Linked DNA regions of Homo sapiens: regions 1, 2, 4, 5, 6 and 7 are each linked to region 3. The links are chromatin contacts, found by Hi-C or POLR2A ChIA-PET in ENCODE. All regions are on one chromosome and are shown on one strand. The core of a region is the stretch at or near the end of the contact, and the rest is flanking DNA. Distances in the headings are between cores, read along the strand shown. Region 1 holds the start of ULK4 (unc-51 like kinase 4). Region 2 holds the start of EXOSC7 (exosome component 7). Region 3 holds the start of ANO10 (anoctamin 10). Region 4 holds the start of KIAA1143. Region 5 holds the start of VIPR1 (vasoactive intestinal peptide receptor 1). Region 6 has its middle 57 kb from the start of ULK4. Region 7 holds the start of TMEM42 (transmembrane protein 42).

Region 1 (4,037 bases), core at 594-3,093, 1.7 Mb before region 3:
ACACATTAGTTATAAATCTGCTTAGATAGGGTGGTTTGTTACTTTCAAGCATTTCTCCTCTCTAAGGCTGTTTCCTTAGAGTAAAATAAGAATTGGATCAAATGATTTTCTTTTTTTTTTTTGGACAGGGTCTCACTCAGTGGCCCAGGCTGGTGTGCAGGGGCAAGATCTAGGCTCACTGCAACCTCCACCTCCAGGGTTCAAACGATTCTCGTGCCTCAGCCTCCAGAGTAGCCACCTCAGCCTCTGGCACACCACCACACCCAGTTAATTTTTTGTGTTTTTGGTAGATATGGAGTTTCACTATGTTGCCCAGGCTGGTCTAGAACTCCTGGCCTCAAGTGATCCGCCTGCCTCGGCCTTCCAAAGTGCTAGGATTACAGGTGTGAGCCACCGCGCCTGGCACTAAGTTATCTTTCAATAACTTATTAATAGTTGAAATTCCATGACTTTAAGATTCTTTGACTCAGTCCAAACACGTTCCCCATTACAGACTTCCTAATATTCATTTTTAAAGCTGTAACCTCTTAATTATAAAATAAAACACAAGTACAGAAAACTCCACAGAATACATAGTTTAATGAATTACTAAAGAGGGACACCCTTCTAATCACCACCCAAAGTCAGGAAATAGGACTTTGCCAGCCACACAAGCAGCCCCTCTGTGAGCCTGTCTCAATCACCACCCCTCCTGATCCCCAAAAGTTAACCACCCCCTGACTTTCGTAGTCATCACTTCCTTAGGTTTCTTCATGGTTTTCTCACTCGAGTGTGCTTTCCCAGAAACCACAGTTTAGTCTCTTAACCTATAGTGCTCCTAAGGAAGTCTCTCTTAATTCACAAGTTCACCTAAGAAGCATCTAAGAAGCCAGAAGGCAGAGCAAATCACATACAGGTGCAAATGAGGCATTTAAGAGTCGGGGGCAGGTCCTACATTCAAGGAACGCTGAGAGCGAACAGGTGATAAGAGCGCACAGGTGCCCACTTTCAGCACAATCATGACTCCCGCACCAGAAGCATGAGCATCACCTGGGACTTAATACAAAAGAAAAAGTTATCGGCCCTGCCCCAAATTTACGGAATCATACACTACGGCGGTAGGGCCTGGCCTTCTGTGTTACTACACGCCCTGGGGTGACTGGGATGCGCTCAAGTCTGCGAAATGCCAGCCAAATCAACCCCGAGATGTAACCGATGGCGCGCGCCACACTAAGCACTCCATAGGTGCTCCTCCTCGCCGCACTTCACAGACTCAATTATCACAGACTCAGGGGCGCTACGTAGTCACTCACCCCCCCCCCCCCCCCCCCCGCTCCCCAGGCAACTCGCGGCGGGCGAATCGGCGGCTTTCGCGGCCTCGCTACGTCCGTAGGCATCAGTCCGCGAGACCGGCTGGGAGCCTAGGAAGCGCTGCAGGGCGGTGAAGACGCGGTCCGCTCTGGGAAGTTAAGAGATGGCGTCCATAAAGCACATCTCCCAAGCCGAAACACACAAGCACTCTCTCTCCCCGCTGCACCCAGGTCCTAGAAGAGGCGTCCCGTGTGCCCTTAACTAACGCCCGGATAAAAACGGGCGGCTTTTTTAACACGAGCGCAAAGCAGGGGAGCGCAGGGGGTACGGGGTCCACTGGCAGAAGGAGAGAGGGCGGCCAGGCGCCACCACCCACCCGCCCCGGCAGGCCTGCGCGCTCTTCCGCGACCGCTTAGGCAGACACGAACTCAGACTCGTAGCTACTAAAACCGCCACTGCCACGCACCTGGTAGCTAAGTCAAGAAAAGAGTCCAGTCCACTTGGCTGCTCCCGCGGTTGCGCGCATCTCGGCCTCTGCCTCAGGACAGGTCCACAGGCCCAAGAATGGGGGAGAAAGCAGTGAAGCAAAGCGGAACGCGCGGAAGAAGCCGACCAGCCTTACGGAGGCGACGCCCCTCCAGGTTTGGATTCGTCCATACGGTTTCCACGGCAGCACACAGAACGCCGGAAGAAGCTCAGGAAGCCGACTGGCTGTGCAGTTTCCGTTCCTGTTGGCTGGGGCCCGGAAGTGAGAGACCACGAGGGCCCCTCCCTCCACCCAAAGGGCATCACGCCCTGCCTTTGGACGAGCCCACAGGCCAGAGACTGGGGCGGGAAGTGCTGGAGTAACAGTCATAGTGGTCGGCCCACCATCCCTCTATGTTTGGATTTGCTCATTCCATCTCCATGGCAGCACGCAGAACGCTGGAAAAACGCAAAGCGCTGATTGGTTAAGAGTCTCAGTTCCTATTGGCCAGAGTCCGAAGTGGGAGCCCGTGAGGGACTACTCTTCAATCTTAAGTGGGTGCTGAGGCTAGAGTGTGGAGAACTGAGACCTCGTCATTTCTTCTCTTCCCGTTCCCACTGTCCTTCTGTTTCCTTCCATTCTTTTCTTTCTGGCTTCTTCTGGGAGCTCAGGTAGACATGGTGGCATAGTCTGGATAACCAACGCCTCAGAAGCAGGGGCCCCGGGGTCCTCACCATTTAGAAAAGAGAAGGCTGTGAATTACCTTCCTTTTTGGAGATGGAGGAAACAGATGAGACACTCTGATCTCAAGTTGATTGTGTAAACTAAAAATAAAAGTTCCAAGCCCCCCTACCAACTGAGTGGATCCCTCCTCTGGGCCAAAGGCACGCCAAAGTTAACCTGAAGAACTAGCTCAGGCAATGATGGGAAGATGGGGTGGGACAGGCCTCATTATACCCTCCTCCCGTTGGAATACAGGCACAGCTGACCAGCGTTAACATTAAACAGAGACCTTAAGACTGACAAAACAGACTTTTTTGCAGCAATAAGATACCAACATGGCAGCAGGCCCCAAAAGACATTGAAGTATTTTATCCTGATATATATATACACACACATAGACAAACACACACACACATATACTCTTATGTATACATATATACTCATATACGTATATATATATATATTTTTTTTGAGACAGTCTCGCTGCATCACACAGACTAGAGGGCAGTGGCGCAATCTCGGCTCACTGCAACCTCCACCTCCTGGGTTCAAGTGATTCTCCTGCCTCAGCCTCCCAAGTAGCTGGGATTACAGGCGTGTGCCACCACACCAGCTAATTTTTGTATTTTTAGTAGAGACAGGGTTTCACTGTGTTGGCCAAGCTCATCTTGAACTCCTGACCTCAGGTGATCCACCCGCCTTGGCCTCCCAAAGTGCTGGGATTACAGGTGTGAGCCACCGTGCCTGGCCAAATATATTTATTTGACATATTTTGAAATGGCCTTGCAGAGCTATCTCTTCTGGGGGGAATCTACATTCTGTAAAGAATCCCCTTGTCTTTCCAGGTCTTTTCCCTGATGCTGGAGAGAATTAACTGAGAACCTGACACCTGTTTTAAGTCTGATAAGAAACATTTACAATCTATTCTCTCTGAAACCTGCTACATAGAGGCTTCATCTGCAGAACAAGAACCCTGGTCTCTGCAACCTCTTATCTCAACCCAGACACTGCCTTCTATTGGCTCCAGGTCTTTATATAATAACTCTTTTAACCAATTGCCAATTGTAGGGTATATGGATGTGCTTTGGTCAAGGAATAGGCCAAGGTGGACATCCGGGCCAGAGTGGCTCAGCGAGTTTAGGACACAGGCGCATATTCCACTTGTTATGTAACCCGTTTATGTAAGTTCATACTTGGATCTGAGCCACTATTGTCTGTAGAAGGTATAACTGCCCTGCTGACACTGTGCCCAGGTCTGAGTTCAGCACGACACGACCCGGTTCGTGCACTGGTGCCCAGAGTAATGCTACTAACCCCTCTAAGGGAGAGCGGTTGCCCTTAAGGTGGGCAGAGGGGAGCCGAGCCAGGAACCAGCTTGTGCCCAGAGGGAGAGTTAAGCTGCTGACCCTGACAGAGCTGGCTTTGCAGGCCAGGGTGTGCAGCTGCAGGCATGGGGGCAACAGGAGCCACAGAGCCAGAACAGACAGCCGAGATAAAGGTGGACAGTGTGAGAGAGCTAGTGTGATTAAGCTGCTGATGACACAGCCGCTGAATAAAA
Region 2 (4,075 bases), core at 44-2,543, 1.4 Mb after region 3:
TGTTTTACTTGTCTTGTGTTCTAAAGGTAGCACAAAGCCTATCTATAGTAGGCTCCCAATAGTTATCTGAAACTGTATTTGAACCCACTATCTGATAAATACCATTTTTTTTTTTTTTTGGCTGAGGGTCCTCAAAAATGGAACATCAGGAAAGTCATCAGAATTGCTTTAACCTGCCCTCCTTGCTTCAACTAATTTGGGTTAACTTTCTCCCATTTATCCACACGGCTCCTTTAAAACTTGCACCATACTTTGTCAGCCCCGCCTTAATGAGTTCCTTTGGTGACCCCAGCTTCACCTTGCAGATATCCTCTCCGGGTATCCAATGCCCATACTCCCACTCGGCCATCGCAAGGGGTTGGGGTTGGCTTTTTTTCGGGCAACTGCTCACAGCTCCCAGTAATCACTTCCATCAAGCCGGGGTTTCCAGTTCCCGCTAGGAAGCGTTGGGGACGTCCGGGCACTGCGCACCTCGCCAGTGCCGGTTACCAAGCGCCTCCTCCCCCGTCTGTGGGACAACGCTCTGGTAAGCACCCGAGGCAAGAGGTCCCAGCAAGGTAATGGGACAGCGTTCGGTCACAGAGAGTGAGCGAGCCAGCGAGAGATATTCCTGGGTGGAGGGGTGGGGACGCCTTAGGACTAGTGTCCCCCATTCCCGGACCCTTCCCACCAAGAACTACCTAGGGAGGGCTGCATCGCCTCTCCAGCCATCCTAGGGACTAGAGAAATGGAGGGGAGAAGAGCAGGGAAACAGCACCCCCGGGCCAATCACGACGTCCGCCCCTCCTTAGTCGGGGTCTCTCTCTCTCTCTCTCTCTCTCTCACACACACACACACACACACACACACACACACGCTCCTAAGTCAACTCCAGCTCTGAGCAACTACGCCGCACGCCTCTCCCACTGGGAGTCCCCCGGCCCGTGAGGCTCGCCTCACCCCAGCTTCTTCACCCCTACCCCAGTTTCCCTTCCCAACTGACCGTGAAGCCGGAGGCAGTTCCCCAGTCCCAGACCCCGGTGGGGCTCCCGCCGCCGCCGCCGCTGCCTTCCCCTGCAGTCCCCAACCCGGGACCCGGCCTCGGGCTTCGGCGATGGCTCCTCGGAACGAGGCGCCGCGGCTCTCTGGACTCGGCCAGACACCGGGCGGCGCGCAGGAGAAGCCCATCGAGCTCTCCCGGCAGTGGCGGCGGCCGCGGCTGCAGGAGCGGCCGCCGCGCAGGTTGATGACGCGCTGACGCGGGGCGGGGGGGGGTGGGACGTGGGGGCGCGGTCCAGAGGAGGGGACGCGCGCAGATGACGTGCGGCTCGTGGGGCAGCTCGGCAGCATGGCGTCCGTGACGCTGAGCGAGGCGGAGAAGGTGTACATCGTGCATGGCGTCCAGGTAGCTACAGCAGCGGCGTTGGGTCGGCCGCCGGGTTCAGCCTGGCCCTGCGGGTCGCGGCCTGCCCTGGGTTTGCCAGTGAGGAGGCAGCCGAGCTGCGGCGACTCTCCGTTTACCTTGTGATTAAACGGTTCTGCTGCCGGCGTTTGCAATTCAGAGCTGGCAACGTGGACGTTTTTAGGACTGTTAGCGCATTTGCAGTTTTGCGGGTCTATAAGATTCCGAACCCGGGCAGGAAGCTTGGGCAGTCTCGGAGGCCTTTTCTTAGTGAGAGAGCATCGGCCCCAGGGCCATCCATTCGGCGTTCGCGCACAGATCTTGTCCGAGCCTCAGTTTTCTCTTCGAGGAAATGGGAGTTTGGAGGTGGGCTTCTGGCCTGCTTTTCCTCACCTCGTGGTTAGGAGGGCGCATGCGAGGTGAACGCACTTTGAAAATACAAATTGCCGTACAAATAAAGGGGGAAGGGTTTTTAAAAAGCGGCTAGGACGCCTGTAATCCCAGCACTTTGGGAGGCCGAGGCGGGCGGATCACGAGGTCAAGAGACCGTCCTGACCAACATGGTGAAACCCCGTCTCTGCTAAAAATACAAAAAAATTTAGCTGGGCGTGGTGGCGCACGCCTGTAGTCCCAGCTACTCGGGAGACTGAGGCAGGAGAATCGCTTGAACCCGGGAGGCGGAGGTTGCAGTGAGCCGAGTCTCAAAAAAAAAGCGGCTAGGCAGCCGATAGCCTAAGTGCTGTTTCCATTTTGCCAATGAAGAACTAAGATCCCTAGGCAGCTATAACCTAATGTCCTCTGTGTTCTATATTAAATCCCTGGTTATGACCACTCCAGAACGAGGGTTGAAAAATGTTGGACCTGGTAACGAGCTACCCTGTATCCTCCTCCGGCTGTGTCTCCACTTGTTAACCTACGGTGTGGTCCTCCTATCAGAGTTCTTCATCCCATCCTTGGCAGAGTTCTGGCGACAGCTCCTACCTCTTTTCCTCATGCCTTTCCTCTGTCAGTACCAACTGCAAAGTCAGTGGTCCCGTGATGTAGCCATCGGATTGAAGCGGCCAGCTATCATTGAAGTCCCACAACGTGAGTTAAGGACATGTCCATTTAAAAATCGTGACCTGCCGTTATCTTCTGGGCCCTTTATATATGAAGAAATGCCAATATTTAGCATATTATGCCTGGATAATAAAGTCAGAACTCACAGTTGCATATTTTAGTTATAATTCAGGATTAACAACAGTGGGACATATGTGTGTATTACAGGGTAACATGTATGTTATTTGTGTGTGAGGGGGCATAAAAATGCCCAAAAGCAGTTAGATATGTCTTTCCCTGCTATATTTTTGTATACACTTTGTTCAGGTGATTTTTATCCTCAAAGTATTTTTTTAGGGACACATTACGGATAACCGTTTTCCTCTAAATTTAAAAACCTTTGGTCTTCTTTGTTACCGGAGCTTACCATGATGTAGTGACTCTGTCATGTGTCCTATTTTCTCTCAACATTTCATCCCTGAAAGTGGCACTGAGGCATGGATATATCTGTAACCTCAAGGTTAGAGCTTTCTCCCCAGCACCCTTAATTCCCACGGCAGTTCATTAGCTATCCAGCAGCAGAGTCCCACCATGGTCATTAGTTAATTTTATTTACCAACATATATCTAGCTCCTGGCATGTTATGTGGGAAACAGCAGGGATGCCAAAACATGGTTGTGAAATAAATGAAAGATAGGAGGGAGACAAACAGAGAGTAAAAGTGAATAAAATAAAAACAAAGGTAATGTAAGATCTATGCCAAGGAAGTGGTATAGTTAGTGGAGGTTGAAGTTAAAGTATACCAGGGGCCGGGCATTGTGGCTCACGCCTGTAATCCCAGCACTTTGAAAGGCTGAGATGGGAGGATTGCTTGAGCCTAGGAGTTTGAGACCAGCTTGGGCAACACAGTGAGAGCCCATCTCTAAAGAAATAATTTTTTTTTAATAAATAAAAAGAATTCCAGGGACTTGTAATGCTCTGAAGGCTTCCCTAAGGAGGTGGAATTGCTCCCCTAAATCCATGTCAAGGATTCCTCCTCTGTATCTTCAGGACTCAGTATTCATTCATTCAACACAGAACTGAGCTAGACTCAGGGGCTAGGAAGGAACCTGTCCTTATATAGCTCTCATGCTAGAAGGAAGATGCAGAAACTATAAATGTACTTGAGTGTTTATATATAAAATTGTACTGAATGCTATGAAGGAAAAAACGGACACGATCTAGACTGGGAGGTCAGAGGAGGCTTCCCTAAGGAAATAGCATTTGAACTGAGTTCTCAGCATGACTGAGAATTAAGTAGGCACCAGTGTTCCAGAAGGAAGGGGTGGTGAGTCTGTAAATCCTCAGGTGGAGGACATGTGGAGCCCAAGGGGTGGGCTGGGGGAAATGGTGGAAGATCAGCTTGCAGAGGTGGCCAGAAGCACGATCCTAGAGGTCTTAGAGGTTCAGTCATTCGCTCATCATGGATCTTGGAAGGCAATAGCCTGTTGACTTGTCTGTATGGGGGACCCTTAAGGCATAGCCAGTGTCTAGCACTTGGTAGGTTCTTAGTAGCATTGAATGGGTGATGTAAGCTTTAAAGGGGGAATGAGTTGGATGGTGTTTTTATTTTTTAAATTAAACCTCCCTCTCACCAGTACCATGGACATATTTGGG
Region 3 (3,824 bases), core at 378-2,877:
AAAAATTAGGAAGAAATGCATCAAAATGTTATTACATGTGGCAAAACTACAGATTTTAATTTTCATCCTTATAATTTTCTCTGTCTTCCAAGTTGTCTACAATGAAAAAAGTTGGCCAGCACAGTGGCTCACGTCTGTAATCCCAGCACTTTGGGAGGCCGAGGTGGGAGGATTACCTGAGGTCAGGAGTTCAAGACCAGCCTGGCCAACATGGTGGAACCCCATCTCTACTAAAAACACAAAAATTAGCCGGGCATGGTGGCAGGCGCCTATAATCCCAGCTACTCGGGAGAATCGCTTGAACCCGAGAGGCGGAGGTTGCAGTGAGCAGACATTGTGCCACTGCACTCCAGCCTGAGCGACAGAGCAAGACTCCGTCTCAAAAAAAACAAAAAGAAAAAAGTTTCAGTGGGTTTAAGTGCATTTACACACTTCAATTTATCAAGACTTTTCTATGCCCTTCCATTATTTTAGATCTTTCAAATTTCATTCATCTGCAACTCTACGATTCTTTCAGCAACAGCTGTTCAGAACAGATGATTTACTTTCCATAGCGAATTTTAAACTGTTTATCATGCAGAATGGGCCCTTAGAAAACATCTAGTCCTCTAGATTTGTATGACTTTAAATTAAAAGTAGACACTACAAAGTGGATTTAACCGCTTTAAACCCCACAGGATTAGATTTAAACTCCGCAGGATTTAAGGCAATATGATACAACTGTGTCTTGAGTCTGAATAAACCTCAGCTGCACTTTTTAAGTCTGGGATCTCCATACACCGTCCTGCTGGAATATAAGGTTTTACAGAAGGCAGCGCACACCAATGCTGGTGCTGTGAAGGCACCCACAAAATCAGACGCTGCCTATAGGGGAGAACCCCATTCCATCCACGTTTCTCAGGTGTCCCAGGCACTAGCCAGACAGGTATCTATTATTTAAACTGTACAGTATGTCCCAGTCAAAAGCCTGGAAACTCAGTCACCTCGATGTGAGCATTATCCTGCAAGCCCGCTCCGGCCAAACCTGCTTGGAGACAGCCTAGTCCGCCCTGATCCCCGGACTGCCCGGGAAGCAAGAACCCCGGGACCCGCGAGCTGACCCTTCTAAAAACCACCCTTCACTCCGCTCCGCCGACCACCCCACTCACTGCCTCCTTCCCCAAAGCGCTGAGGCCCCCAACATCCTCCATCCTGACTTCACCAGCCCCAAATTTCCGCCTCACCGCCTTTCTCTCAGGACTCAAACCCTCGCCCCAGACCCATAATCCCCTCCACAAACCTCTCCCCTCCCCTGCGACCGCCGCTCCCCGCAACACCTTCACTCGTCCCTGCCCCCACAGCCCCCGCGCCCATCCTGGTCCCACTTCCCATCCCCAGGGGTGCTGGCACCGGGAGGCGGCCCGGGAACGCAGGGCGGCGACCAGGCGGAGCTCCTGGAGCCTGCAGCGGCCGGGGCTCTGTGGCTGCAAGGGGCCGGGCTCTGCTGCGGACAGCTGGGGGGTCCGAGGTGCCCTCCCCGACTCACCAGCCGCCGCAGCGCTCCACGTCTTCGGAGGCGGGTCCGAGAGCCGGCGAGAACCGGAGGCCGGGCGAAAGAGTGCTCGGTGCGGGGGGCGGGCCAGGCCAGTGGGGCGGGCGCCGCCGAGCGCTGGGCGTGGCGGACGCGGCGGGGCCTAGATGCGGTCACACGCAGGGGGGCGGGGCCGCGGCGGGAGAGGCGGGGCCTCACTGGGCGGTAGCTCCGGGAGGGGCGGAACTGCGGTGGGAGGGGCGGGGCCTCACTGGGCGATCGTAGTGGACGAGAACCTAGACTGGAACCGGTCCGAAGAAAAAAAGGCAGCCCTCATTGGGCTGTCGCCTGGAACAGGAGACCAGGCCGGGAGAAAGGGAGGGGCGTGCCTAACGTACTGTACCACCCATCGAAATCCGGACGGCAGCGGGAGAGGCGCGGCCGAGAAGGCAGAGGCCTGGTTGGGCTGTCACTCCGAGCCGGGGCGGCATGTGGCTGGGCTCTCCAACCGCGAGCGGTCGGGGCAGGGGAAAGGAATACGCCCCTTCACATTTCCCTCTTCCATCTCTTAAAGACCAGAACCTAATTTTCTGGTCACTTTCAGGTATAAGAACAAGTCTCATTTTAACTGTAGCTCACTTTCAAGTTGTGAAAAACGCAGATCCTTTTATAATTAAAACCTAACATCCAACCACAGCCAAATCCCAAAACCCTTGCTCCTCCTAGAAATCGCCAGACACCTTTCCACCTCCAGGCTCAGAGTCTGCCCCAGCCATTCCTTCTGCCCAGAAAGCTCTTCCCTCGGTTGGCTGCTTGGCTCACTTCCTCACCTCCCTCAGTGTTTGCTGGGCTCTCACTTTCTCCCTGAGGCCCTTTCTGACCATCCTACTTAATACCTGTTCTCATCTGCTCCTCACCCCACCATTTCCTTACCTGCTCTCCTATTTCTTCTGTCCACCACACTTTTTGACTTTTTGTTGTTGTTGTTTTGAGATAGAGCCTCGCAATGTCACCCAGGCTGGAGTGCAGTGGCGCAGTCTCGGCTCACTGCAACCTCCGCCTCCCGGGTTCAAGCGATTCTCCTGCCTCAGCCTCCTGAGTAGCTGGGATTACAGGCGCGCACCATCATGCCCAGCTAATTTTTGTATTTTTTGTAGAGACAGGGTTTCACTATGTTGGCCAGGCTGGTCTAGAACTCCTGACCTCAGGTGATCCGCCTGCCTCGGTTTCCCAAAGTGCTGGGATTACAGGCGTGAGCCACCGCGCCCTGCCGGCTTTAAGTGTTTTTAGTTACCCAGGGTCTACCACAGTCTGAAAATAGGTGAGGCCAGAACAATAAGATATTTGGAGAGAGAGAGAGAGACCATATTCACCTTTTATTACAGTCTATTTTTATAATTGTTCTATTTTATTATTATTCATTGTTGTTAATCCCTTACTGTACCTAATTTATAAATGAAACTTTATCATAGTATGTATGTATGTGTAGGAAAAAACATAGTATACATAGAGTTTTATACTATCCTCAGTTTCAAGCATCCACTGTGGATCTTGGAATGTATCTCCCACAGATAATGGAGGATTACCAGCCCCAATGTTTAGAACAGTGTTAGGTCCATAGCAGACAAGCAATAATTCTGAAATGAAAAATTTAAAAAATGAATGAACACTTTCTGCCTCCATACATCCAGCTTTGGCCAGATCAATGCCTCAACAAACTGCAGTGCGGAGAAGGCTGGTCTGTTCTTTACTCCCCACCCTTCTCTGGGTCTTCCAGGTTCCAGGCAGGAGGCAGGGAAACTAAAAGAAAGGAGCAGAAGACTCGTTACTTGGTAGGAGCAGTTTGTCATTCTTTCTAGTCCTCCGATGCTATCATGGCAGCTCACAACATTATTAACCAGTTTTTGTGCAGCTATCTTTTTGTAGGTCCTGTGTGGTTATGTTCAGAAGTTCTCTCTTTCTTCTGAAAATCAGGACAAATTATTTATGAACTTCAATAAGTTTAGACATGAATTACTCCTTAGACTTTTGTTTTTAAATTGTACTCTTCTTATCTTCTCATCCTAGAACGCACGGCCATCCTCCATATAATTTCATTTTCTTATATTTATGTGGCTGGAGGAATTAGGAAGAAAAATGAATGGAAATATAAAAGTCATTTTCTCTTGTATAATCTTATTTCATCTCCACAATTAACAAATTAAAACTTTCTGTTAAGTATAGCAAATTGTTGGACAGCATAAATGGCAAACCTGAGTTAATGACATAGATCCCTATATAGTAGTCCCCCTTAGCCACATTTCAATACCCCCAC
Region 4 (4,239 bases), core at 266-2,765, 1.1 Mb after region 3:
TTCTTCTGCAGCTTTCTCACATGTCTCAGACTTCACAGGATTTAAGAGTTAGGGCCTTGCTCTAGATTAGGCTTTGGTTAAAGGGAATGTTGTGGCTGGTTTGCTCTTCTATCCAGACCACTAAAACTTTCTCTGTATCAGCAATGTAGCTGTTTTGCTTTCTTGTCATTCATGTGTTCAATACTGATCCCTCCGGCCCTAGACAACAATAGTCAGGTGTGGCTCTTTCCTGAAGCTCCTCTTCTTCTATTTAGACCCAGGATATTTACGGCTTCTGCTTACTCTTCTTTTTTTTCTTTTTTTTGAGACGGAGTCTCGCTCTGTCGCCCAGTCTGGAGTGCAGTGGCGCGATCTCGGCTCACTGCAAGCTCCTCCTCCTGGGTTCACGCCATTCTCCTGCCTCAGCCTCCCGAGTAGCTGGGACTACAGGCGCCCGCCACCATGCCTGGCTAATTTTTTGTATTTTTAGTAGAGACGCGGTTTCACTGTTTTAGCCAGGATGGTCTCGATCTCCTGACCTCGTGATCTGCCGCCTCAGCCTCCCAGAGCGCTGGGATTACAGGCGTGAGCCACCAGGCCCGGCTTTTTTTTTTTTTTTTTGAGACGGAGTCTCGCTCTGTTGTCCAGGCTGGAGTGCAGCTGCGCCATCTCAACTCACTGCAACGTCCACCTCCCGGGTTCGAGCGATTCTGTCTCAGCCTCCGGAGTAGCTGGGACTACAGGCATGTGCCACCATGCCCGGCTAATTTTTGTATTTTTAGCAGAGACGGGGGGTTTCACCATATTGGCTATTGGCTCTGCTGGTCTCGAACTCCTGACCTCAGGTGATCCGCCCACCTAGGCCTCCCAAAGTACTGGGATTACAGGCGTGAGCCACTGTGCCCGACCTTCTCTATATTATTTTTATTTATTTTTAATTAACAAAGCATAGAAACAGATTCAGGACATTCCTCCGAAGACGTTCCAGACTCGAGTCCTAGGACATGGTTGGGGCGGGGGTCATTTGATCGAGTGGCCTGTGTCCTTATCTGGAATACGGGACGACGCTGTAACTCTAACTCACCCTGCGAACTCACAGCTTTTGAGGTAAACAAGTGAGAAAGAAGAGACAATAAAGTGATCTTTCTTTACCATCTACCAAGGACCAGGTGGTTTACACGTCAGTTCATTTTCAGGAACACAGCAGCGCTCTGAAAACTACAGAGCTTCCTGGGCGTAGGGGGCTGTGGTCGCTTGAAAAGAACCAGCCTGGGGGTCCGAGTTCCACCGGAATTGGGTTCGAGCGCGGGTGAAAAGAGGGACCCGACAGCACCCACCCTCCAAGTAGAGGCAAAAGTTGAAAGTGGCGGGCTGGCTGCGCTTCCGAAGAAACACGACTGGCGAAGGCTCACCTTAGTCTCTACGGTGGGTCCCTCCCTGTAGCCGACCCGTTCCTTGAAGCGGGCCAGAAACGCCGGCTCGGCTGGCCGCACGTACGATACCTGGTTCCGCTTGCTCATGGTAGCTCTGGGTAAAGACAGAAGACAGGTTCCGCGACGGATTCGCGACGATACAGAGGCGCTTAGCTGTGACGTCACTGGGCCACGCCCCCGATGCGTAGGCCGGGCAACATGGCGGCCTCCATGCGGGCGTCAACGTCCGATCCAAGCGCCAAATTCAAATTTGCGGCCATCTTGAGCGGGCGGAATTCAGTCGCGCGCGGTGCAGTCGGGAGGTGGAGGCACCGGCTGCATTGTTTTCGGGATCGAGGGGTGAGGGCGCTATGGCACCCGGCTGCAAAAGTAAGTCTGGGCCCCCGGCTTCGTTACCCTATTTTTGCCCCCAAATACAGCTGTGAAAGGATGGCAGCCTCGGACCGCCCGCAAGGTTCTTGCTAGGCATGAACTGCAGGAGCTGAGTGACCGGCGGGGACGTTTGGGAATCCCGCTCTGTCGCTCAAAGACAATACGCTAGCCGAAAAGCTCATCCCTTCCTTCAGTGTCCTGTGCGCATGCCAGGAGTCTGGCGCAGTTCTAGGCGCTCGGGATGAGCAGTGGACCTGACGTTCTTCCCTTTCTTTCCCTTGGTTCTGCTGTTTCTTCGCAGGCCTCTTCCCACATCCCGACCAGGGCTACCTCTCTAGATATCCTTGTCTCAGGATCGGCTTTTGCTCCCACCAGCTTCTGCGTATTTCTACATTTCTGACCTTCCTATAGGGAAGGGTTTATTTATATTCCAAACATTTCTTTCTCCTCTTTCCTTAAATAAATGGAATGTTAAAACACAGATGTCAGCAATGTCTTTATGTTCTCACAGTCTCTATTTTCACTTAAAGGAGACCCGTCCGATTTCTTTCTCTTTTTCACGGAGGAGAGCACTGTCATTTTGCTTATGATAAACCCTACAGTTTTCACTAACGTAGTCATTTGCTGTGCCTGTGTACGTGCTCCACTTCTCACATTGCCACATCTCTTAAGGAGTCTTATTTTTGTAAACCTGATTATGAGCTGATTTAATGGGATCTTTGTGAGTGGTCTGAATGGTAATGAGGAGAGGCCTGGATTAGATGATTAAGAATTTGTGAACTTCTGTCATTTGAGCTTTCCAACGCCGTTAATGTTTCTAGCTTTCTGTCAATTGTAGTCGTTTTTGATGGGTTTGTTGTTTCATTAATCTTTTAGGTCGATCACACCTAATCGGAACACCTCCTTATGCTACCTTTTTGCATATAAAATATTCCTTTTCCTTTCATCATTTTCAGTATTCAAGGACTATGAGCTCACAAAATGGTACCTTATTGGAGAGAAATGTTCATCCTGCTTTCTGAACAATCATACTGTTTGTTCTTTGTTTCCACTTTATGGATCAGTCACTAAATCTGGACTCAAGCAAAAAATTTGATGCCTGTTAAATAAGTAAAACATCTGCTTATTTAATGAGATATATGTATGTGACTGAGGGCTCTTGTCTGAAAACCAAATTTGAGAACCTTTCTAAAGTGGTGGGAGCACTCTCCTTTATGATGGTGGTGATGCCATGGGGAACTTTTCCACTCCTTTAAGTTTGTTGGCAAAATTGAGGTTGATGACTTCCCAGTTAAAGTGCTTCTTGCATTCCCAGCAGCCCAGAGGCCTGGAGCATGAAGTGGGAACACATGGGAGAAGAGAGCCCGTGCAGTGGTCTTTGCAACTTTTACTTTGTGCCCCGAAGGCTATCTCTCTCTCTCTTTTTTATTTTTGAGACAGAGTCTTGCTCTATTGCCGGGCTGGAGTGCAGTGGTGCGATATTGGCTCACTGCAACCTCCGCCTCCCGGGTTCAAGAGATTCTCCTGCCTGAGTCTCCCAAGTAGCTGGGATTACAGGCACGCGCCACCATGCCCAGCTAATTTTTTTATTTTTAGTAAAGCCGGGGTTTCACTGTGTTGGCCAGGATGGTCTCGATCTCCTGACCTCGTGATTTGCCCACCTTGGCCTCCCAAAGTGCTGGGATTACAGGCATGAGCCACCACACCCGGCCCCATGAAGGCTATCTCTAGTGACATCATTGACACCATGAGTTGCTGACTGTGAAATCAGAGAAATGAAAAAGTGAAATATACGATTCCCCCCTTTTTTTTTTTAAAGACAGTGTTGCTCTGTCACCCAGGCTGGCTGGAGTGCAGTGACGCAATCTTGGCTCACTGCAATCTCCACCTCCTGGGTTCAAGCAGTACTCGTGCCTCAGCCTCCCAAGTAGCTGGGACTACAGGCGTGCACCACCATGCCCTGCTAATTTTTTGTATTTTAGTAGAGACAGGGTTTCACCATGTTGCCCAGGCTGGTCTTGAACTCCTGAACTCAAGCAATCCACCTGCCTTGGCCTCCCAAAGTGCTAGGATTACAGGCGTGAGCCACTGCACCTGGCCTAAGATTCCCTTTCTGAACCCAATCATGTTTGGGCAAATGACTGATGAGTATTTATCTAGACTGCAGAGTAAAGCATCCAATGGTCTGTTTTAAAGCAGGAAGACTCTTTAAAAGACTTACTGTTTTGTTGAGGTATAGCTTCATGCAGTTAAGGGCACAAATCTTAATATTATTCAACAAATTTTTACATATAAATACACTAATGTAACCACCATCCAGATCAAGAAATAGAACTGTTCCTGTACTCCAGAAAGTTCCCTGTGACCCTTCCTAGTCAATAACTACCTGATCCCCAACCATTACTCTGATTATTATTATCACTGATTAGTTTTGCTTCTATTCTTGAACTTAATA
Region 5 (3,634 bases), core at 391-2,890, 1.1 Mb before region 3:
CTGGCACACAGAAAGAGATTAATAAATGTGCATGGAAGAAAGGAGGGAGGGGCTCCATGGTGGCGAGGTTCCCTTTAATGAAGGGAAGGAGGAGAGGGAGGAAAGGGAAAAAGAGCAAGTGCAGGGGATGGAATGCTGGAAGGGAGGAAGAAAGAAGAGAAAGAAGAGAGAGTGGAAAGAAAGTGTAAGTACGCCCTGAAGAAAGGGCCAGGGCACTCATCCCTTCCCGGCTTTCCCCCACTCCCCTCAAGCCCACCCCATGGCAGCATCCCAACGTTCCCTCTCTGTAGGGAGGGAAGCCCTGGTGGGTCCTCAGGGAGCTCCTGCGCGCCTGCTGTTCAGCCAAAGCCTAGCGCGGGACCTCCTTCAGGTAGCCGCACATTCTGCTCAGGGCTCTGGGACCCGCTGCCCTCTCCGCCTCTCCACTGAACTCCGCCTCTCCTTCTGTCACACGGCTCCGCCAGCCACTCTATCCTGCCGCCGCGACCACATCTCCAGCCTCGATTGTGCAGGCTCGAGCCCGTAGAAAGAGGGCTAGCAGCCACCTGCGCTTGGTCCACAAGAAGACGCGCTCCCAGGGCGCAGAGCTGGTGACCCCGCTCCCCATGCCAGGGACGAATAAACGAGAAAAGGGGCTGACCCGGTGTCACCCAGCGGCCGAGCAGCCGCCCCTTGGAAGCTCAGCACCAAAGGCAGGCGGCCAGGGTCCTGGCCCCTCTCTGGACCCCAGTATCCCCAGCTGTAAAATAGGGAATGCAGGAGGAGGACGACGTCTGTGGATCGTTTTAGGTCAGCTGCGGAGTCGGCCTGCGGGCTGGGAGCAGACCTCGCTCCCCACGCGAGGGCGCTGGCACTTCAGCCCAGCCTCCCTGGGGAGGTGCCCTGGACGAGACCCGCGAGGGTGCGGACACCTCATCCTCCCTGGAGCAGGTCTCCCGAGGCTTGAAGGGCCAGGGCACCCAACAGGTGCTGAGCGCGCCCCACCAGGTCACCCGGGAGCAGGGAACACCAAGGAACCCAGAGTCGGGCCTCTTTCGAGCCCTCGCTTCCTCTCGCCTGGCTTCTTCGGCGCGAAGGATGAATTGGGGTTGTTGAAAATTGATCAAACAACCCGATCTCTGTCAGCGCCTGGACACTTGCTGGGCCCCAGCTCGCAGCCTGGGAAGATAAGTGGCACTTCCTGTCTCGTAATCGGATTTGCGCGCACGAACCCTCGGAGACGCACAGGTGGGAAATGGGGAGGCTGGCGGGGAGGCCTCCTGGAGGAGGTGGCTCCGAGGGTAGACATGAGGAGCGCCCTGGGATGGGGCTGAGGGTGGATACAGAGGTGGGAGCTTGCGAAGGTCGTGAGCTAAGCATGGAAGGATGGAATGTGTTCGGGTCTCGAGATTCCCGGGTGATGAGCCCGGAGGGGCGAAGGCCTATAAATGTCTCACGACGGAAGACCAAGGTGTGGGATTGGCAAAGAGAGAGCAGAGCTTCCTCACTGGCAGGGGCTCCCCAGCCCCGCCCCATACCTGCGCGGCGGCCCCGCCTCCACCCATCCATTGGCTAGATCCGCCGCCCGTCAGACGAGCCCCCGGGGCCCGCCCCCAGCCCTGAGCTGCGCCTCTTAGCTCTGGGGCCACAGCGCCAGCGCCACTCTGCCAGGCTCCCGGCCATCGCCCGCCTGGTGCGCCGCCCGCCAGCTCTTTGCCCGCGCGGGGCCGCCCGCCGCGGGCTCAGGGCAGACCATGCGCCCGCCAAGTCCGCTGCCCGCCCGCTGGCTATGCGTGCTGGCAGGCGCCCTCGCCTGGGCCCTTGGGCCGGCGGTGAGTGTTCGCCCGGCCGCCCAGAGTCCCGGCAGCCTGGGGGTTGCGGAGGGCGGGGGAGGTGGGGGATGGCGGGAGCCGGGCCGTCTGTGCGCGTGTCTGTGTAAGAGGAATAGGGGACATCAAGCATCTCGACTCGCCTCCTCCCACCGCTCCAGACCGAACCTAGACGCGAGGGCTGGGATATTGGTCGTGCCCAGTCCCTCCCAGCGCAGCCCGGAGCAGGCACAGCATCAGTGGAGGGGCAGCGGGGAAGAGTGGGCCCCAGACTTGCCTTCCTTGTCGTGGTTGTGGGTGCGCAGCGGGGTGGGGCGGCCAGTGGGTGCAGAGTCAGGTACTGCGGCCGATTGAGATGGAAGGTTTGGTACACCGTAGGTGAGAGGGAGGATGTGAGGGGCCGTTCTTGTGTGCTGTGACCGTCTGGAGGTGCCTGTGGGCTGTCAGCATCAGAACCAGTGCTGGGGGCCCCAGGACTTGAGAAGGGGTTCTTGGGATCAGGTGAGTGACAGGCACATCCCTCCGTGTGCCCTCCCACTGAGCAAAGCAAAAAGGTACCAGACCCCAAGGTGGAAGCTGGTGGGCAGTGAGGGGCTAAGGGTGGTGGTTAACAGGAGGGGCCAGGCCTGTACATGGAGAGAGCTGAGCAGGGAGCCAATGCCAACAAGCAGTGGCCTCCCTCTTCCTCCCACTTCTGCTTCCTCTCAACGTGGGTATGTGTATGCCCTTGATACATGTGTACTCGTGTGCCCCATGTGTGGGTGTGATATGTGTTCCTGTGGATGGCTTACCTGGGCTGGGAGGCAGATGCTGATTGAGGCAGGAGATGCATGGATCATCTCACTCTAGAACAGGGGAGACCTCAGCACTCATTGAGTCTACTGAAGCCCATTTTACAGATGGGCAAAGCGAGGTCCAGAGACACAAGAGCCACATCTGTCTCCCACCAGTTAGACCTAGACAAAGGTTGATTTTCTCCCTACCCCAGACTTTGAGTAATCTAGAGTTGCTGCTTAGGCAGGGCCTTAAATGCCCACTCCAAGTTGGCTGGGGGAGGGTGAGGAATCTTGATTATCTAGTTCATTCTCTCCCATGGTCACTTCCCTTACCATCACCTCCACCAGAGCAGGTATCTCTGTGTTTCCATCTAGCGGATGTCTTGAGCACCCTGGGAATGGGAAGCTCATTGCCTGTCCTAGGAGCGGACCTCTGACAATTGGCAGGAGCCTCACCTCCACCCATGACAGCCATGAGACCCACCTCCTGAGCACTCAAAATCTTACCAAGCTCTGTCCCAGAGGCCACAGCTCTGGCACAACTTGCATGAAGCCTTCAGGCCTCTCCAACCACCATCTGGCCCTCCCAACCCCAGGTTCAAGCCACTCAAACTCTTCTTGGATGAACCGGGGATCTTGGGACCACTGTTGTCACCCCATTCCTCCATCCCGAGAAGCTTCTGAGCCCAGGGGCAGAGTGGATTCAGAGAGGTCTCCTTTCACACCAGGCCACTTCTACTTCACACTTCCTGAGACAGCCCAAATCTGTCTCCTCCCTCCAATGCCTACCCTCCCCCTGTCTTTCCACATCTTATTCGTTTAGTGCCCAACTCTATCTCCTCCTCCAGACAGCCTTCCCTGATTGCTCCAGCCAACTCAACCCTTCCCCCTCTAACCCCACCCTTCAGCCCTACCCACCTCCCAGGCTGGGCTATTCTGGCCATCCTATAAGGTCAGGGGCTGGGGTCTCTTACATCCCCATGTTTCTTACAGCCCAGTGCAGGGGCTGGGTCCACAGAGAGAGGAGAAGGGACTCAACCAGGACTGGGT
Region 6 (4,202 bases), core at 1,485-3,984, 1.6 Mb before region 3:
GTAGAGAACAGACCTTGGGCATTCTCCTCTCCGTCAGCTGTCGGAGTTTTTATAGATGCGATTGTTCTGTAGCACCATATAGCTCATAAGAGAGCCAAGGAGAGTAAGCAGATAGGTGGCCAGTTTTTCTGCAAGGGACAGTTCTTTTTTTACCCTTTGGGGCTCAAGTAAGAAAGGCATTGGAGGGCGAACAGTCATTTAAACTCACTGAGAGTTGCAGATATTCAGTAAAGCCTTTTGTGCATGCCAGAGCTTAATACTGTATGGTCGGGAAGTTTGATAAACTTTAAAGTACCATGACCAGCCTCTTCACATATATGATTCTGTGACCCTTGGTTTTGAAAATGGACTCTGACCACTGGCTGCGGTGGCTCACACCTGTAATCCTAGCACTTTGGGAGGCCAAGGCAGGTGGATTGCCTGAGCTCAGGAGTTCGAGACCAGCCTGGGCAACATGGTGAAACCCCGTCTCTACTAAAACACAAAAAAAGTAGCCGGGCGTGGCAGCATGCGTGTGTAATCCCAGCGACGTGGGAGGCTGAGGTAGGAGAATTGCTTGAACCCAGGAGGTGGAGGTTGCAGTGAGCCAAGATTGTGCCATTGCACTCCTGCCTGGGCGACAGAGTGAGACTCTGTCTCAAAAACAAAACAAAACAAAAGAAAATGGACTCAGATTTATTTAACTCATCTATATTTGGCATGCACTGTGATTTTTGTAGGGAAAGACAAGAGGATGTTCTTTTTAAAAGATGGAGATAGAACCCAAGGGCTTATGTGGGTTCTTAGGTTTTATTTTATTCTTGGACAGAGATACACTGTTGTTAGACAGAGATACACTGTTGAATGAATGGGTCTTCTGGCTTCTCACCTCCTTTTCCCCCCTTCTTTTCAAACAAATGTTCCCTATTCTGACTTGTCTTCTTAGATGTATCTAAGTGGAGGCCACTTGCAGTGTTGAAAAGTGCAAATTTTAGTGAAGAGACAGTAAATAATTGCATATGTGTAAAACTGGATGTCTCCTGAGTTACACAGAATACCAATGATGTTGAGCTGCTTAAAGGCTATGATAGGCATTTTATGAAAGGCTGTGTAGTATGATTCATTATAGTGAGAAATTTATTTAATTATTATTGTTAATAGTGCACCTGAGGTGAAACAGGGTGGAATGGGGTGGGAGGGGAGCTCTTGAAATCCTTGTTTGGACTTAATTTTTTTGTTTTCAAAATTTATTATTTTTATTTTACAGTGCTGTTCCTTGCAGAGCAGGGCTAACTCATAGGCAGTGTGCCTGTAGGCAGCCTGTTTGGACTTCCTTAAACACTTTTTTTTTCTTAAATAGAGACAGGTTCTTGCTATGTAACAGGTGAAGCTGGGAATAGCCCTTCCTAGAATGCTGAGGTGGGAGGATCACTTGAGCCCAGGAGTTCGAGACCAGCCTGGGCAACATAGTGAGACCTCATTGTTACAAAAAAAAAAAAAAAAAAGACAAAAGAAAAATTAGTCAGGTGTGGTGATGTGCACCTGTAGTTCCAGCTACTAGGGAGGCTGAGGTGGGAGAATCTCTTGAGCCCAAGAGATTGAGGCTGCAGTGAGCCATTATTGCACCATTGTACTCTAGCCTAGGTGACAGAGCGAGACCCCATCTAAAAAAAAAAAAAAATATTGCTGTCTGAGTCAAAAAGTGCTCTTAAGGAAAATGTACCTTGTTTTCCCTGAGGTTCTGGGGAATCCCCAGCATAAGCACATGTACCCCAGTTTGGGAATCGTGGAGCTGGATTATTTCTAGGGTCTCCTCTAGTTCCAGGACATTCAACAGGAGAGGATAGTCTATCCAGAGGAAGTGGATTTTGTACTAACATCCGACAAGGATGCTCCATCACAGTATAAATTATCCACATTTGAATGTTAAATAAGACCATGCTGTGGGTACTCAGGTGACTTTAAAAATCTTTTTTTTCTTTTAAGAAGTAGGAGAAAATAACTGTGAACATGTGGACTAAGTGGCTTGACATTTTCGAAAAGTATCTCTTTAGCATACTATTCAGAGCACTTATTGCATTCCTCCTTAATGACTAGAATTAGTTACTAGATAACATGATTATGTTGATTAAAAGATGTCACCGTCTACTAATTTATGTTGATACAGATGAACTATTAGCAAATCCTATCTTCCGTTACATAGATGCAGGTTGATTTATGTCACTTAAAATGCATATTAATGGCTGAGTGTGGTGGCTTACGCCTATAATCCCAGCACTTTGGGAGGTGGAGGCAGGTGGATTGCGAGGTCATGAGATCGAGACCATCCTGGCCAACATGGTGAAACCCCGTCTCTATTAAAAATACAAAAATTAGCTGGGCGTGCTGGTGGACGCCTGTAATCCCAGCTACTCGGGAGGCTGAGGAAGGAGAATGGCTTGAACCCGGGAAGTGGAGGTTGCATTGAGCCAAGATCGCACTACTGCACTCCAGCCTGGCAACAGAGTATTAAAAAAGAAAAAGAAAAAGAAAAAAAAAGCATATTAATTAGAATAGGGATATAGGATCTCACTTTTTTTTGTCTCTCTCCAGGATTACAGAGATAAAGCATTTATGCATATACAGAACCACGGGATTTTAGAAGTTGTCCATCAGTTCCTCTGGTTGTTTTGGTACAATAAAAAAGTGCTTTTTTTAGAGATAGAATCTCTGTTGCCTGGGCTGAAGTGCAGTGGCCTGATCATAGCTCACTGTAACCTTGAACTCCTGGACTCAAGCCATCTTCCCGCTTTGGCTTCCTGAGTAGCATGCGTGCTGCCACACTTGGCTAATTTTCTTTTCTTTTTTAAATTTTTTTGTAGAGGTGAGGTCTTGCTATGTTGCCCAGGCTGCCTTAGCTTCAAGCGATCCTTCTGCCTTGGCCTCCCGAAGTACTGGGATTACAAGCATGAGCCACTGTACCTGGCCAGGCAGTTCTTTAACATAAACAACGTGTGCTGTGGGTCTGGATTTTTTTTATGCTAACATTCTGTAAGCTCTCAGTTTTTAAGTTTTGCAAAATGTAGAACATATATGATACAACCTACTCTAGATACACAGCCTCTAGTGTAGGCTGCCTCCTTTTATTATGGGTTTCTATCAAATAATTTCCAGTTTGAGATTTGAGATGTGACCAAAGATAAAATGTCTCCTTATAATGTTAGAAGTGGTTTGGCTTCAGCTGTATTATTGAGTCAGGAATTTGGACCTTTAGGAGCAGGTAAACAATGAGAGCAGAAACTACCCTTGAATTTATGTTTGTCTGAGGACCATTGGGAAATATTTCTTGGAGAGTGGGGAAGACAAATTCCTTTGACCTCCAGAAGAATTGATTGTCCTCAGTGTGATGAGAAAATCAGGGAGAGAGTGACTGAAGACAGCTCAGCTGTTCATGCCAAAGGGACTGACGGTCCAGATTCATGGTGGAACCAGGTGGCCGTGTTCTGGCTGGAGAACAGCAGTGGGAAGAGGACAATGCTCACGAGAGGGACAATGCTGTCTCGGTTTCTGCCTGACTTTTGGTTGCTACTGTGTTCTGTGGAACAAATATTTTATATCATGTTGCATTACCATCTAAGGTTGACAAGTTAACTAGAACCTTTAATTTCTTACGCATTGAACCTTTAATTATCTTAGCTCCATTAATTTTACTTACATATACCACTTGTACTGCCAGTAACTCCTTGTAGATAACCACTCTTGTGACCTCTATTACCATAGGATAATTGTGCCTGTTTTGGGCTTCATGTAAATTGAGTCATATAGTGTGTACTTTTGTGTCTGGTCTTTTGCTCAATGTTTTGTCTGCAATGTTCATCCATTTGTTGCATGTACTAGTGCTTCATTCCTTTTTAGTGTGGGATGGTATTCCATTTTATGGTTATATCATGATTTGTTCATACATTTACCTGTGGATGGACATTTGTTTTTTTTCCAGTTGGGACTATCATGGATAAAGCTGCTATGAACTAAGTGTATAAGTACTCATTTCTATCGGGTATATGCTCAGGAGTGGATCATTGGGTCATAAGACATATGTTCAGCTTTAGTAAAAATTAAGTTTTCCAAGTGTTCATTCTTCTCTGGATTTGGTATATGAGACTTCCAGAAGAAAAAAAGATAACTCTGTAAAAGAGTATGCTACATCTTGTGTTTCTGAATACAGGGCTCCCACAGTAAACTTG
Region 7 (3,960 bases), core at 708-3,207, 1.2 Mb after region 3:
ATGGCATCACTTCAGCCATCATCACCAGGGCTGGGGACCTGGAGATTAACAACGATGTAGTCCCTGCCCTCAAGGAGCTTGCAGGCTAGCAGAGAAACAGACAACCAGAGGAACAACCACAGGACTGGTACAAAGGTAGGGGAGTAGCAGAGACGGCTTTACAGAGGAGGTGGCTCTGAGATGCTTAACCTTTAGTGCTAGTAGAGGCATCGTTTGTTCTAAGAAAATTTGCTTTACATTCTTTAAAGCATGCAGAGTTGATCAATGCAACACCTCTTGATTTCCTGATAAGAGCTTTCAGAGGGTATCATCTTTGAGCAGCTCCTTACTCAATGGAGTGGTGCAGTGAGACCTCTGAGCCTCAATTTCCTCATCTGCAAAATGGGACAGTTTGTACCATATTGGCGTTACTGAAATTATCCGTGTTTTTTTTTGAGACAGAGCCTTACTCTGTCACCCAGGCTGGAGGGCAGTGGTGCAATTTCGGCTCACTGCAACCTCTGCCTCCTGGGTTCAAACAATTCTCTGCCTCAGCTTCCCAAGTAGCTGGGAATACAGGTGCCCGCCACCACACCCAGCTAATTTTTTTTGTATTTTTAGTAGAGATGGAGTTTCACCATCTTGACCAATCTGGTCTTGAACTCCTGACCTCGTAATCCACCCACCTTTGGCCTCCCAAAGTGCTGGGATTACAGGCGTGAGCCACCGTGCCTGGCCTTATCCGTGCTTTTATTTGAGCCACAAAACCACCCTGTGAGAGAAGCAGCATGGTGTGGAAGGACTTCCATAAAAACTTGCTAAACAGAAGATACAAAAAGAATGCTGCTAAACAGTATGTTCAACTGTGAAATCATTTTTGTTTAAAAAATGCATATACATATTCTATAATTTTTTTAACATTTTAACTATATATAACTAAATAGACATATAGAAAAATGCTCTATTAACACTGATTTTCCTGGAGAGTGGAAATAGCACTTTATACATTTCAACACTTTATTTTCAAGGACGTGTACTTTTTAAATGGGAACATTTTATTTTTATTTTTATTTTTTGAGACGGAGTTCACTCTTGTTGGCCAGGCTGGAGTGCAATGGCATGATCTCAGCTCACCACAACCTTCACCTCCCAGGTTCAAGCGCTTCTCCTGCCTCGGCCTCCCGAGTAGCTGGGATTACAGGCATGCACCACCACGCCCGGCTAATTTTGTATTTTTAGTAGAGACGGGGTTTCTCTATGTTGGTCAGGCTGGTCTCGAACTCCCGACCTCAGGTGATCCACCCGCCTCGGCCTCCCAAAGTGCTGGGATTACAGGCATGAGCCACCACGCCCAGCCGGAAACATTCTAAACATACGTAAGTATAACAGGAGATTAGAAGTCATGTTGATTCTGCGTGGCTTGATTATGGATCATTGTCTTCCTCTCATCGCAGATCCTCATTTTTTCGGTTTTCTGTGATGCGCTTGTCCCCATATGGGGCTCTGGCGTCTTTCTGGGTCTGGAGGTCCCCAGCGCCCTCTGCCGAGGCATCTCTTGGTCCGGCGGTCCTCAGGCTGGAGGGTGGAGCGGAGAAGCCTGGTCGACGTGGATGGACTCGGTGGGCCGGCGCGGGGCCCGTTAGGCATCTTTAATAAGTTTCACCGGGAGCCGGGTGGCCGGGATGGAGACGGCTAAGCCGCGAGAAGTTTACCTTCTACCACAGCGTCCACAGTACCCGGCTTGGCCTCAGGCCTCGGGTCCCGACGTCCTCCCCAGAGCACAAACCTACTACAGGTTAGGCCGGAGGCCGCCACAGCCCAGGGTCTCTGCCACCTGGCCCGCCCCCTCCGAGGCGCCGGAGAGCGATTCCCAAGGGGCCTGCCGGAGCGTGGCGTCACAGGAGCGTCGCGTCACGTGAGGCTGCCATCCAATCGCGGCGCGCGCTCTGCCCTGCGGGCAGCGGGTGCCAGGCACGGTGTCAGCAGGCAACATGGCCGAGAGGCCGGGGCCTCCGGGCGGCGCCGTGTCCGCGACCGCGTACCCTGACACCCCCGCGGAATTCCCTCCGCACCTCCAGGCGGGTGCGATGCGGCGCCGCTTTTGGGGCGTATTCAACTGTCTGTGCGCCGGCGCGTTCGGGGCCCTGGCCGCCGCCTCCGCCAAGCTGGCCTTCGGCAGCGAGGTCGAGCCCGGGGCGCTGTTGGTGCTGCTGCTGCGGGCGGGCGGGCGGGGCGCCGCTGGGCGGAGGAGGGGCGCTGCGGGGCCCGCGGGGCTCTTGGGGTGGGGCGGGGGTGGGCGCAGGGCGCCGCCGCACCCTCGCCGGTCTGTCCCGCCGGGGCCCCGGGCCGCGGGCGGCGCTGCGGTCAGCTGGGGTGGCAGAGAGTGTTTCGCCTCTAATCACGCCAAACCCTCGTCCAGTGTAGGTGGTAAGAGACGTCGGGGACTGAGGCCTCTTCCCTTACCAGGGACCTAAAACCTTTTCTCCGGTTGGGCTAGTTCGCTCTCGGGGAAGAACTACACCTCCTACATCCACCCTCTACCTCTCATTTTAAGTCCCTTGTGCCTGAGCATTTCTCTCCACGTGACTCTTAAGGTGAGAAGCCTCTTGCCCATCCCTTTACTCCGTAATTAACGGGTGTTGTGACCAGATGACCAGTCTGCCCCACTACCAGGAAAATTGGGAGTTTGGGATACTGTAGGCATAAGAGGATACTGACAGAGACGTTCTGGATGTTTTCCTGACGCTGAGAACTCCTAAACTTGCATCCTGGCGTCTGCTAAGGTGTATCTCTGCCTCTCCCTCCCACGTCGTAGACCAGCCTCTGCTTGCTATAGGGGTTTCATTGCGTCTGCAGCCCAAGGTTAGCCTCTGACCTGGACAGTGGTCACTGATTATTTAGGGTTAAGCCTATTTAGGGCTAATCCAGTAGTAGCTGCCATGCTTCAGGTTAGTATCCCATTGGGTGTAGTTCATGGGGTAAGTGGTCGAAAGTAAAATGAATAACTTTGTATGGGCCGTGAAGTTTGTTGTCAGGAACTAGACCTTCATAACCCTTTAAGCAGGTTGCCACTGGCCCATATGCTGCTTTGTGTAAGACAAGGTTGTCCAACTCGCGGCCCAACGCAAATTTGCAAATTTAAAACATGAATTTTTTTGCGATTTATTATTTTTTTTTTAGCTCATCATATATCATTAGTGTTAGTGTATTATATGTGTGACCCAAGACAGTTCTTCCAGTGTGGCCCAGGGAAGCCAAAAAATTGAACACCCTGGTGTAAGTTATAAGCAAGCACCTTTTTCTCAAGACACTATGTGTTCAGCTGCTGAGAAACCATTACAAGTAATAAGTATATTTAGATTCCGCACCCCCCCCCCCCGCCGCCTTGTCTCCAGGCAGGTTTCTAACTCACCACCAAGCAAGGGGGACTGCATATCCTTTGTGTAGGAGGCTTCTAAAGATCTTCTCTTCTCTTGAGACTTTCTCCTTTAAAAAAAAAGAAAGAAAATACCTGCAAGTTCTCCAAGGGATGTCTGGGATCACTAAATAGTCTGAGGTGGTGTTTCCCTCAGGCAAGGCTGTGCCCTAGTTAAGAGCATGGAGGTACACTGCCTGCTTGTGAAGCCTGGTGGCTCTCACCGCTGTAGCACTTTAGGAAGGTTACTTAATGCCCCTGGCTCTTTATCTGTAAAATGAAGTTAAGGAATAAATGAGAATGCTTAAACACAGCCCAGGACCTAACACAGAGTAAAAGCTCAAGAATACCCAGAGGGGGTCAGCCTTAGTGGGCTGTAACTTGTATAGGATTTGGGGGTGGGAATACAGAGCAGACATTGCTAATTCATGCTTTGCCTGATCTCAAGAAATAAGAACTCTACCCTAGGCTTACTACCTACGGAGTAAGAACTACTTGGCCCTCTGGGACTGATCTTCAAGCACTGGTCATTGTGGGACCAATAAGGGGCCGGTGTTCAGTAGAAA

What was found. A loop is a pair of places that touch in the nucleus more often than their neighbours do. ChIA-PET counts read pairs that join two places held with the same protein, here RNA polymerase II (POLR2A). Pooled maps may share reads with other maps.
Region 1: a map of CD4-positive, alpha-beta T cell shows a loop between it and region 3 (13-fold over the local background). The contact joins the promoter of ULK4 here to the promoter of ANO10 in region 3. A Hi-C loop is called at or near these places in 2 of 168 maps with a recorded cell type or tissue (CD4-positive, alpha-beta T cell and CD4-positive, alpha-beta memory T cell) and 11 of 50 pooled maps.
Region 2: a loop to region 3 is called in a map of B cell, with 16 times the contacts of the local background. The contact joins the promoter of EXOSC7 here to the promoter of ANO10 in region 3. A Hi-C loop is called at or near these places in 3 of 168 maps with a recorded cell type or tissue (B cell, CD8-positive, alpha-beta T cell and naive thymus-derived CD4-positive, alpha-beta T cell) and 9 of 50 pooled maps.
Region 4: a map of B cell shows a loop between it and region 3 (13-fold over the local background). The contact joins the promoter of KIAA1143 here to the promoter of ANO10 in region 3. A Hi-C loop is called at or near these places in 2 of 168 maps with a recorded cell type or tissue (B cell and CD4-positive, alpha-beta T cell), 1 of 37 single-sample maps with no recorded cell type and 10 of 50 pooled maps. POLR2A ChIA-PET finds 5 or more read pairs at or near these places in 1 of 52 experiments (PC-9).
Region 5: a map of CD4-positive, alpha-beta T cell shows a loop between it and region 3 (5-fold over the local background). The contact joins the promoter of VIPR1 here to the promoter of ANO10 in region 3. A Hi-C loop is called at or near these places in 2 of 168 maps with a recorded cell type or tissue (CD4-positive, alpha-beta T cell and CD8-positive, alpha-beta T cell) and 7 of 50 pooled maps.
Region 6: a pooled map shows a loop between it and region 3 (7-fold over the local background). The contact joins the enhancer-like site here to the promoter of ANO10 in region 3. A Hi-C loop is called at or near these places in 1 of 168 maps with a recorded cell type or tissue (CD8-positive, alpha-beta T cell) and 7 of 50 pooled maps. POLR2A ChIA-PET finds 5 or more read pairs at or near these places in 1 of 52 experiments (GM10248).
Region 7: a loop to region 3 is called in a map of naive thymus-derived CD4-positive, alpha-beta T cell, with 27 times the contacts of the local background. The contact joins the promoter of TMEM42 here to the promoter of ANO10 in region 3. A Hi-C loop is called at or near these places in 2 of 168 maps with a recorded cell type or tissue (both naive thymus-derived CD4-positive, alpha-beta T cell), 1 of 37 single-sample maps with no recorded cell type and 11 of 50 pooled maps.

What each region holds. Positions count from the first base shown.
Region 1 is chr3:41,960,260-41,964,296 of GRCh38, forward strand. It overlaps ULK4 (unc-51 like kinase 4), which reads right to left and starts at 1,844. Exons shown (of 37, transcript NM_017886.4): 1 at 1,757-1,844. RefSeq lists enhancers at 1,814-1,973, 2,124-2,173.
Region 2 is chr3:44,974,951-44,979,025 of GRCh38, forward strand. It overlaps EXOSC7 (exosome component 7), which reads left to right and starts at 1,294. Exons shown (of 8, transcript NM_015004.4): 1 at 1,294-1,384. The coding sequence starts at 1,328. ZDHHC3 (zDHHC palmitoyltransferase 3) reads right to left here and starts at 1,224. Exons shown (of 7, transcript NM_001135179.2): 1 at 983-1,224. RefSeq lists an enhancer at 204-748 and silencers at 971-1,070, 1,191-1,260.
Region 3 is chr3:43,620,384-43,624,207 of GRCh38, forward strand. It overlaps ANO10 (anoctamin 10), which reads right to left and starts at 1,628. Exons shown (of 13, transcript NM_018075.5): 1 at 1,526-1,628. RefSeq lists a silencer at 1,342-1,841 and enhancers at 1,897-2,549, 2,550-3,202.
Region 4 is chr3:44,760,104-44,764,342 of GRCh38, forward strand. It overlaps KIAA1143, which reads right to left and starts at 1,516. Exons shown (of 3, transcript NM_020696.4): 1 at 1,392-1,516. The coding sequence starts at 1,499. It overlaps KIF15 (kinesin family member 15), which reads left to right and starts at 1,691. Exons shown (of 35, transcript NM_020242.3): 1 at 1,691-1,781. The coding sequence starts at 1,763. RefSeq lists enhancers at 29-671, 1,462-1,741.
Region 5 is chr3:42,501,003-42,504,636 of GRCh38, forward strand. It overlaps VIPR1 (vasoactive intestinal peptide receptor 1), which reads left to right and starts at 1,641. Exons shown (of 13, transcript NM_004624.4): 1 at 1,641-1,811. The coding sequence starts at 1,734. RefSeq lists an enhancer at 139-712 and silencers at 1,240-1,339, 1,400-1,899.
Region 6 is chr3:42,016,622-42,020,823 of GRCh38, forward strand. It overlaps a transcript of TRAK1 not described here. Among named protein-coding and RNA genes, the nearest start is that of ULK4, 57 kb to the left of the region's middle. Within about 2 kb of position 2,735, at least 6 of the 41 ENCODE cell types and tissues checked have a DNase peak (open chromatin) inside an H3K27ac peak, as active enhancers do.
Region 7 is chr3:44,859,955-44,863,914 of GRCh38, forward strand. TMEM42 (transmembrane protein 42) reads left to right here and starts at 1,958. Exons shown (of 3, transcript NM_144638.3): 1 at 1,958-2,162. The coding sequence starts at 1,971. It overlaps MIR564 (microRNA 564), which reads left to right and starts at 1,934; the gene lies at 1,934-2,027. It also overlaps a transcript of KIF15 not described here. RefSeq lists an enhancer at 1,418-2,007 and silencers at 2,038-2,087, 2,418-2,467.